Linked DNA regions of Homo sapiens: all the other regions are linked to region 1. The links are chromatin contacts, found by Hi-C or POLR2A ChIA-PET in ENCODE. All regions are on one chromosome and are shown on one strand. Each heading gives the region's core, a stretch centred on a gene start or an enhancer-like site at or near the end of the contact. The rest is flanking DNA. Distances are from core to core; before and after follow the strand shown. Region 1 holds the start of KDM2A (lysine demethylase 2A). Region 2 holds the start of BBS1 (Bardet-Biedl syndrome 1). Region 3 holds the start of BRMS1 (BRMS1 transcriptional repressor and anoikis regulator).

Region 1 (2,773 bases), core at 33-2,532:
CGCGCACCAACAGGAGACATCTTCCCGGCCGGGCCTCCCGCGCCCGCCACGGCCCAGGGCGGCAGGGTCGGGCCGGGGGCCGGGGGCGGCCCGCGCACCCCTCCGTGGGGGGCGCCCCGACTCGCCGGGGGCGGGGTCACGTCCCACCCGGGCCGCCGGGGGCACCGGCGCGGCGGAAAGCTGAGCGTGGCCGAGGAGCGGGGGCTTCCTGGGCCACCTCGCCGGGCGCCTCCGGCCGGCGGTGGGCGCGCCGGCCGCCACCGCCCCCGGGCCGTCGCGGAGACCGCTTCTGCGCCTGGTACCTGTGGACGCCCTTGTTAAGCGCCTGCAGCACCCCCGGGGAGCCGAGCCCAGGACAGACATGCTACTCCTGTTTCCTGCCCCTTCGGAGCGACGAGCAGTGGGTGAGGCGGGGCCAGGCCGCTGCACCGAGGAGCCCCCGGGCCCAGGGCAGACGGGCCCCGTGGCGGCGGCGCCGGGGCCTGCCCGGGAATGGCGGGCAAGCCGGCCTCGGCCCACCGGCCGGCACGCGAAGGGAGGGCAGCCGGCGGCCATGCGCCCCTTCCCTGCGCCCTCTCGCCCTGGGCAGGCCTGAGCCGGGAGCCCAGGTCCCGCGGGCCCAGCCCGGCGGCTTGACCCCGGGAGACCCTGCTTTGAGGCGGGTATCGGTTGCCCTGGCCCAGGCCTCCCGGCCCTCAGGTTGTGTGACTGTGACGGGCAGCCTGGGGCCAAAGGCGGTTGAAGGGGAAGGGGACGCAGATCTCCCACTGCTTGGGGGGGGTGATGTGCTTTGTGGGGGGTCGGGGGTCACCACCCTCCCAGGGGGGTGGGGGAGGGCGGCCAGCACAGCTGGCCGCGAGGGGCGGGGTCGCAGAGGCGAAGTGTGTGTGAGGGTGTGTGGGGGGAGGGCGCGCGGAGGAGGATCGGTGCCCTGCGCGCAGGCGCGAGCAGCCAGCCAGGCCCGAGCCCTGGAAGAACGCCGACGGGGAGCGGGGGCGGCGGGCTGGCGGGAGGGAGGGAGGGCGGGCGGCCTGACGCGAGGGGGCGCAGGGAGCCGCGTCGGCGTCGCGGGGCGCGGGCGATTCGAGGCCGACGCATCCGCGCGTGCGCGCGCCGGCGGTGTGTCCGCGTTAGAGGGGAGTGACGCGTGCGCGTTCACGCGCGCCCGGGAGAGCGGTAAGAAGCGCAGGGAGGCCTGAAGGGGGTGGGGGGGTGGAGAGGCGAGCTGGAGGAGGGGTGGGGAGGTGGCGCCTGCGCAGTGCGCCTCGGAGGAGCTGTGTGTATGTGAGAGTCTGACGGGTTCAAAATGGCGGCGGCTGCTTCAGCGGCTCCTCCTGTGTGAGGGAAACAACACCCCTCCCCGGCAGCGGCGGCGGCGGCGGCGGCTCTCGGAGCACCTTCCCAGCGGCTGGGCCCGTGGCCGCTCTGTCTTTCCTGGGCAGGGGACGCTCCGGGAGGAGGGGCAACGCCAGGGGGCCCATCCCCCGGAATCCCTCTTCTGCGACTGGGGAGTAGCCGGGGGGCTCGTCCCGCAGCGCGGAGCCAGACCTGAGGGGGAGACGCGAGGGGAGCCAGGGCCCCCATCCCGGCGCGCCGCGCCGCTCCCGCCCTGTCCGCCCCCCGGGGCCGGGGCCCGCGTTCCGGGGGGCCGGGGCGGCGCGGGGAGCCTCGGGCCGGCCGGTCTCAGCTGATCGGCCGCTGCTCCCGCAGGCGACCAGCCCCTGCTGGCCGAGGGCACGGCGAGGAGGGCGCTCCCTGCGGCCGGGGCCGGCCCGGGGCTCGGGCCCGGGCTGCTGACCGCTGGCCTGGGGGAGGCGGGGGCGCCCCGGGCTCGGCGCCGAGGGGTCGCGCTCCTCTCTCCTGACGCCTCCGACTCCCGGTCTCCAAAGCCAGAAGAGAAGGTTTGATTCAGCAACTGTTTGCTCCCTTTTCCTGGTCGCTCTGACCCTCTCTGGATACTGGGTTGATCCACGGAAAAACCGAAGACGACGTTTGGGATTTAATTATTCCTCTCAGCTTTGGAATCTTTTACTTCTCACTTGGACAAGAACTCAAGAGCAGAATCTCCGGTGAGTTTCCCCCTCCCCCCCCTCATTTGGAAGTTTGGTTGACTGTGTTATCCAAAGACTGAATGCAAAGTTTCTATCTCTTTTTCCGATGGGTGAACCATTGAAACGCCTTTTCCTGGGGGAGCCCAGCGAGATTCGCCCTTTTTCCTCTCCGGCCCTGGCTGCTCCATGCCCAGGCGGTCGTCGCCCAGGGGGTGCAAGCACGGTTTCCCTCCCGACTTCGGGCCAGGGCTTCCTCCGGGAGGGCTCTGCCTCTAACTGCTCTGCAAACTGTGTCATCGGGTCCTCTGGTCTCGTAGCAGTTTTGAAAGGATGCTGTTAACGTGGCTGTAATGTAGTGACAAAAACGGGGGGAACCTGTGTTCTCAATGGAAGCCATTATCCACGAGAATATTTAGAAAAAAGAAAACCCTTTCTTGGTATTACGGATTGACCGTCGCGCCGGCCGGTCTTTTATTTAATTTTTGGACAAGATGTATTTTCCTTGTATCCTTAGATGCAATCGTTTATTTTATTACTTTATCCAAAAAGATCAGATGGAATTTTGGTCCTTGATTTGCACCTCTGAAATTTGTTTCAGAGTTGTGCACATCTTGTGTTGGGGTGGAGGGTAGATTTGGGAATGATAAGATCCGGGGAGTCTAGAAAGGAAGGCGACGATTGTGCACGGCCTTACAGGAGGGGTATGGGAAATTGTTTTGGGG
Region 2 (2,957 bases), core at 392-2,891, 610 kb before region 1:
TAATTGTGATTATTAAGATTTTTATGATGATTCAGTTTCCCTATTCAGACCTTTCCCTGCTGTTTTCTCTCCATCTCCTCCCCAGGCTCAGACGTGCAGCTTCTGGAATACGAGGCGTCAGCTGCTGGCCTCATCCGATCCTTCTCTGAGCGTTTCCCAGAGGATGGACCCGAGTTGGAGGAGATCCTCACACAGCTGGCCACAGCCGATGCCCGATTCTGGAAGGGCCCCAGTGAGGCCCCATCTGGCCAAGCTTGAGGAAGATGTGTGGCCTTGCCCCCAATTCCATCAGACCAAGGCTGCAAGTGGCCCTCCATTCGTGTGTGTATTTAGGGGCTGGGGAGGGGGAGGGGCAGGAGCTTGGACCTTGGTACTACCTCAGCTGAGGGTGGTGACACAACCCCTTCCATTTGTCAGCACTTTCCAGCCTGCCAATTGCTTCCCCTCTGTGATCTCATTTCATCTGCACTGCCATACGTGGAGTGAGCAAGACAGGGCTTACCATCCTGTCTACCAGATGAGGAAATGGCAGTTCTGAGAAGTCACTGGTCTAGATCCCGCAGGTGGCACGTGACAGCTAGGGTTCAAAACGTTCTCACCAAATCCAATGCTCCTCACATATTAATTTTATAACCAGACAAATAAATATTAGAGACAACCACCATCTTTGCGGCGTGTGTGGCTCCTCCTTGCCTTTGCCTGTCTTCTCATTTACTCCCAGCAGAGTGATGGGCTCAAGGCCTGGGGAGGGGGCAAGGAGGGCCATTTTTAGCCTCCCTTCCACAACAGGATGTTGACATTATCTCTAGATGAGGATACGCAGTCACAGAGCTGAACATAGCACAATTTTTGCAGCTCTCCTTTGTGGCATTCCTTGCATTTTTAAATGTTCTGGGGCCGGGCACGGTGGCTCATGCCTGTAATCCCAGCACTTTGGGAGGCCGAGGCGAGGGGATCACGAGGTCAGGAGTTCGAGACCGGCTTGGCCAATATGGTGAAACCTCGTCTCTACTAAAAAATAAAGTAGCTGGGCATGGTGGCATGCGCCTGTAATCCCAGCTACTCGGGAGGCTGAGGCAGGAGAATCCCTGGAACCCGGGAGGCGGAGGTTGCGGTGAGCCGAAATCGCGCTACTGCGCTCCAGCGCAAGCGACAGAGCGAGACTACGTCTCAAAAAAAAAAAAAAAAAAAAAAAGTTCTGGGAACCTACAAACTCAACTTCAGTCAGAATCCTCTGCATTTGTCCCATAACCCTCGTGTTTTGTTTCTCTGGGCCTGGACCTCTACAGTAACGCAGCAAGGCAGGACATGGTCCTTTTCAACCGGGTAACCATGAAGATGGAGACAGGAGGAGTTCTTTTTGCTGCTCATAAATGCTAGAAGGGGCTTCTTTCCAACCCTGGAAGCCAGAGGGCTCTGTGGCTGACCCAGAGATTGTAGGACCCAGACGCCTGGAAAGGTGGCTCTGACTGGGAAGGAGCAAAGATAAATATCTTTGAGGAATCTGAGACAGATTCCTCAACCCAGGAAGGTGGCCAGCGCGTCCTCCTGAGCCTGGGTGGGAAAGCTTGGCGCCCGGAACCTTTGTACTCGCCCTTCCCTGTGCTCGGGCACTATTGGGCGTTACGCGAGGGCGGGGCCGGTTGCCAGGACGACGCCTGCGAAGATGGCCGCTGCGTCCTCATCGGATTCCGACGCCTGCGGAGCTGAGAGGTGAAGGCAGGGCTCCTCAAGGCCTCTTTTCCCACCCGTGTAAAGAGGGTCCCTTGGTCCCCGGGCTCTGGGCTCCTGCTGTTCTCGGGCAGTCTGGAAGGACTCTTAAGAGGTCAGATAGGGAAACCGAGGCCTAAGATGTGCATATGTGTGTCTGGAGGTCGCTCGGTGAGCCAGTGGCGGAGCCTGGACTTGTACCCAGACGTTCTGTACCTTATGTTCAGAGTGACCTGTACCAGCTTCCTCAAAGTTTTTTTTTCCCCTCCCATGGGACTCACTCCCCAACTGTCTTTCCCCCACTTCCAGCAATGAGGCCAATTCGAAGTGGTTGGATGCGCACTACGACCCAATGGCCAATATCCACACCTTTTCTGCCTGCCTAGGTGAGTCTCTGGAACCAGGAACCCTGGGTTCTAGTGGGATGGGGAGTCAGACAATGGTCCTGTAGTGAAGCCTCTGGGATTCTGAGACTCTGGTTTTGGCCCTTTTGTTTTCCAGCGCTGGCAGATTTACATGGGGATGGGGAATACAAGGTAAGCATATCACCCTAGCCAGGAGAGTTGAGGGTAGGGGGGTGTACCCAGAAATGAGATTTCCTGACGGCTGAAAATAGGCCCAGCATACTCTGGAATTCACATATACTGTGAAAAAGCACATTTAGCGTTAAATTTTGTTTTTATATGGAAAGTGAAGAGAACTTATTGATTTCATAATACAGACTGCAGAAAGTAAAGCAGATCAAATATTTCTGGGGATTCTACTAAGACAAAGCCTCTTAGTTAACCTGATTTCTTTGTTGGAAGGGCAAATCCCTTGGTTGGGGGTGGGCACTAGAATCTGGAGGGAAAGTAAAAAGGAGGGAAGTGAACGTTTGATGTTTATCAAAAGATTTTAAGATGGGCCATGAGCTGTCAATTTTTGAAGCTGGATAATGGGATATATGGGGACTCATTATATGAGTCTCTCTACTTTTGTATGTGAATGAAAATTTTCCATAGTAAAAATGTTACATTTTAAATTTAATTTTAAGGCCAGCAATCCCAGCACTTTGGGAGGCTGAGGTGGGTGGATCGCTTGAGCTTAGGCATTCGAGACCAGCCTGTCCAACATGGTGAAACACCATCTCTACTAAAAATACAAAAATTAGCCGGGCATGGTGATGGGCACCTGTAATCCCAGCTACTTGGGAGGCTGAGGCAGGAGAATTGGTCAAACCCAGGAGGCGGAGGTTGAGTGAGCTGAGA
Region 3 (2,747 bases), core at 207-2,706, 770 kb before region 1:
AGAAGGAAAGCAGCTGGGGGAACATGGGTCTAAGTCTCAGTGAGAAATCTGAGCTGCAGGGATTTGGTCGTCAGCATACAGCAAGTTCTTCATGCCACAGGAGAAGGTGCAACCAGCAAGGCACAATGTGTGCGATCAGAAGACGCCCAGGGTCACCAAAGGGGCAGATGAGGAGACCCCTACAAAGGAGGAGGCAAAACCCGAAGTGGTGGAGAAAGAGTTTTAGAAGAAAGCCAAGTACTGCCAAGGAGTAATTGCACTGATAGTGCCAAGTACTGCCAAGAGATCACCTAAGAAGAAGAAAACAGTCCTCTCAGCAGATAATCTCTCAACCTCCTGCAGGCTTCTATTTTATTGTGTTCTTCCAACTTCTCTGGACACTGCTTTGTAGTCCTTTAGAACAGTGCAGACACCACTCCCTCCAGGAAGCTTTGTTTATATCTATTTGCCTGTTCTCATATCTGTCCCCGCAATCAGTCTATGAGCCTCACTAGGGCAGGGGCTGCACATGTAACTTATTTACCTAGCACAGTGCTGGTTCACTTGATGACTGGAGGATTTGCAAATACAAATTTAACAAAAAAATTTTTTGTGAGACAGACATTAGTTTTTACTTTTCGGTAGTCCCAGGTCCCTGTAATGGTAGCAAGCTTTCCTTGACACCAGTTCAAGTTGTGTATAGTAAGCCTGGCCTAGGTGAGTGTTTAGTCATATTCCTCAACAATTTCACTAATGACCTGCACCTGACTTGAAAGGCTCGGTTCTCTAAACCAGCTTCATCTTCCCGTTATCAAGCCTCAGTTCCCAACATTTGCAATGCCTCTTCACTGTTAGTATATTCACTTTGTAAGATGCAGCTTAAGTCTATCTCTTCCAGAAGCCTTTCTTTCCTCCCCCTGGTTCTGATTATGAGTGAGTTAAGTCACAACCTTCCCACCTTACCCCGGGTGCAAAAAGCGGATAACCATTCCTGCTCTGAGTGTTGAGGAGCTCACAGGTGGTAAGGGATGGAAAAGCACACTGTAAAGCGCTGTACACAGGCAATTTATCTTTTCAGAATGGCAGCTCCTCCGGGGCAGGCCCCTAGGGAAGGCAGACCCTCCCCACTCTCGCAGAGGTCAATCCAGCTTCTCCGCAGCGCCCAGGGGGCCTCCCGCTCCCTTCTAGATGCGCCGGAGCGGGCCGGAATATCACTGGCTCGCCCGCAGCCCAGCACGCGTCAGGCCGGTTAAATCTCTGCTTCGGCCTCGGAGGAGGAGGTTGTGCCGGCCCTGCTCGACTAACCGGAGAGGGCGAACCAAAAGCCATGCATGACGATACGCACCGCGGGGACTGGAGCCTCTGGCCTCACGACGGAGATTCCCTGAGAGCTGCCCGTGGTTGCCGGTACCGGCTGCTGCCGCCGGACTCCCGTAGGCGCTGCGCGGCTCCCTTTTCTTCGGGAGGCAGAGCCTATCGGTGCTTCCGTGTGCGTCATCAGGAGGCGACCGTCGGGGATGCTCACAGTTGGACAGTTTGGTCCCGAGGCATGCTGGGATACCGCGGGCCGGTCTCCATAGTAACTGGCCGACATTCGCGCAGGCCTTCGGCCTGCAGGGAAGGCCCTGATGGTTCAGTGCTTTGCAGACGGTGCCCTTCGTCCGCGGCCATCTCCCCACGGCGTGCAAGGGGAGAAGCCGGCCCCGATCCCCCCACCCCCAGCTCAGGAGAGTAACGGAGCCAGCTGTGGGTGTGAACACGCATTTATTTACACATTGTCATCGGTAGGCACATACCCAGCCCAGCCCGTTGAAGGGACAGATCTCAGGCTGTCACCCATGGAACCTGCAGACCCTTCCCTCCTCCAGAACCCTTGAAGGCGAAGCCCTGAGAGAACCAGGAATTTTAGGCTTCTGTTCAAGAGCTAAGAACTAAATTTTATGCCTTCATCTGATTTCTTTCCAAAAAGTCCATTTCATTAAGTATTCAGACTTCTTAGCTCCATCCCATTCATACTTTTTGCTCTCCTACTACCCACCCAAGATTGTTAATAATAACAATAATAATAACAACAATAATACTGCGATAATATTAATACTTCACATTTGTACGAAGCTTACAGAATGTTTTCACATATAGCATCTCATCTGAGCCTCCCAACAGTTCCGTGAGGTAGGTATTCTCACCTCCCTTTTTACAGACAGGGTAACCGAGGCTCAGAGAGGTAACGGGATTTACTCAAGGCCACACAGCTAGTTAGTGGTAAAGCTAGGAATCGATCCCAGCACCCCATATCCAAGTCCAGTGTTTCAACACCACAGCTACCTCTGTAAAGTGGAGCGACATTTCTTACCCCAGTCAGGCCTAAATGGTGGCCTGAGGAGCCAAGAGGCTGACTTCTCAGATTAGGGGAGGGAAGGGCTCAGCAGCGTCGGGGAGAGTTGGGGTACTTGGCCTTCAACTCCTGTTTGAACTGGCGATATAGGATCTTATTGTGCTGATTTTCAGCCTCCTTTTGGGGATGGAACTTCAACGCTTCTTTGAAGCCCTTATGAACCAAGAAACCTTCGTTCAGGACCTCAAAATCAAACCCCGCCACATGCAGCTCGCAGGCCTGCAGGAGGAAAGACAGGTTAGCAAAGTTTGATGACATTGACAGGCCTGAGACTGACTTCCCTAAAGCCACAGTCCAGCGTCCTCACCCCTCTGGAAGTATCCTGGATCTTCCACACCATCCACCCACCTCCTGAACTATGATCCCTCCTGCT

What was found. A loop is a pair of places that touch in the nucleus more often than their neighbours do. ChIA-PET counts read pairs that join two places held with the same protein, here RNA polymerase II (POLR2A). Pooled maps may share reads with other maps.
Region 2: a pooled map shows a loop between it and region 1 (4-fold over the local background). The contact joins the promoter of BBS1 here to the promoter of KDM2A in region 1. A Hi-C loop is called at or near these places in 1 of 50 pooled maps. POLR2A ChIA-PET finds 5 or more read pairs at or near these places in 2 of 52 experiments (HepG2 and OCI-LY7).
Region 3: a loop to region 1 is called in a map of CD8-positive, alpha-beta T cell, with 16 times the contacts of the local background. The contact joins the promoter of BRMS1 here to the promoter of KDM2A in region 1. A Hi-C loop is called at or near these places in 1 of 168 maps with a recorded cell type or tissue (CD8-positive, alpha-beta T cell) and 10 of 50 pooled maps. POLR2A ChIA-PET finds 5 or more read pairs at or near these places in 1 of 52 experiments (HepG2).

What each region holds. Positions count from the first base shown.
Region 1 is chr11:67,117,981-67,120,753 of GRCh38, forward strand. KDM2A (lysine demethylase 2A) reads left to right here and starts at 1,283. Exons shown (of 21, transcript NM_012308.3): 1 at 1,283-2,069. It overlaps LOC107984341 (a long non-coding RNA gene), which reads right to left and starts at 368. Exons shown (of 2, transcript NR_160735.1): 1 at 1-368. RefSeq lists silencers at 190-239, 380-659, 840-1,279, 1,420-1,489, 1,670-1,809 and 1 more and an enhancer at 720-769.
Region 2 is chr11:66,508,994-66,511,950 of GRCh38, forward strand. It overlaps BBS1 (Bardet-Biedl syndrome 1), which reads left to right and starts at 1,642. Exons shown (of 17, transcript NM_024649.5): 1 at 1,642-1,713; 2 at 2,020-2,096; 3 at 2,212-2,246. The coding sequence starts at 1,667. It overlaps DPP3 (dipeptidyl peptidase 3), which reads left to right. Exons shown (of 18, transcript NM_130443.4): 18 at 86-664. The coding sequence ends at 258. RefSeq lists an enhancer at 1,504-1,553.
Region 3 is chr11:66,343,648-66,346,394 of GRCh38, forward strand. BRMS1 (BRMS1 transcriptional repressor and anoikis regulator) reads right to left here and starts at 1,457. Exons shown (of 10, transcript NM_015399.4): 1 at 1,325-1,457. B4GAT1 (beta-1,4-glucuronyltransferase 1) reads right to left here. Exons shown (of 2, transcript NM_006876.3): 2 at 1,727-2,593. The coding sequence ends at 2,402. RefSeq lists enhancers at 1,197-1,747, 1,203-1,632.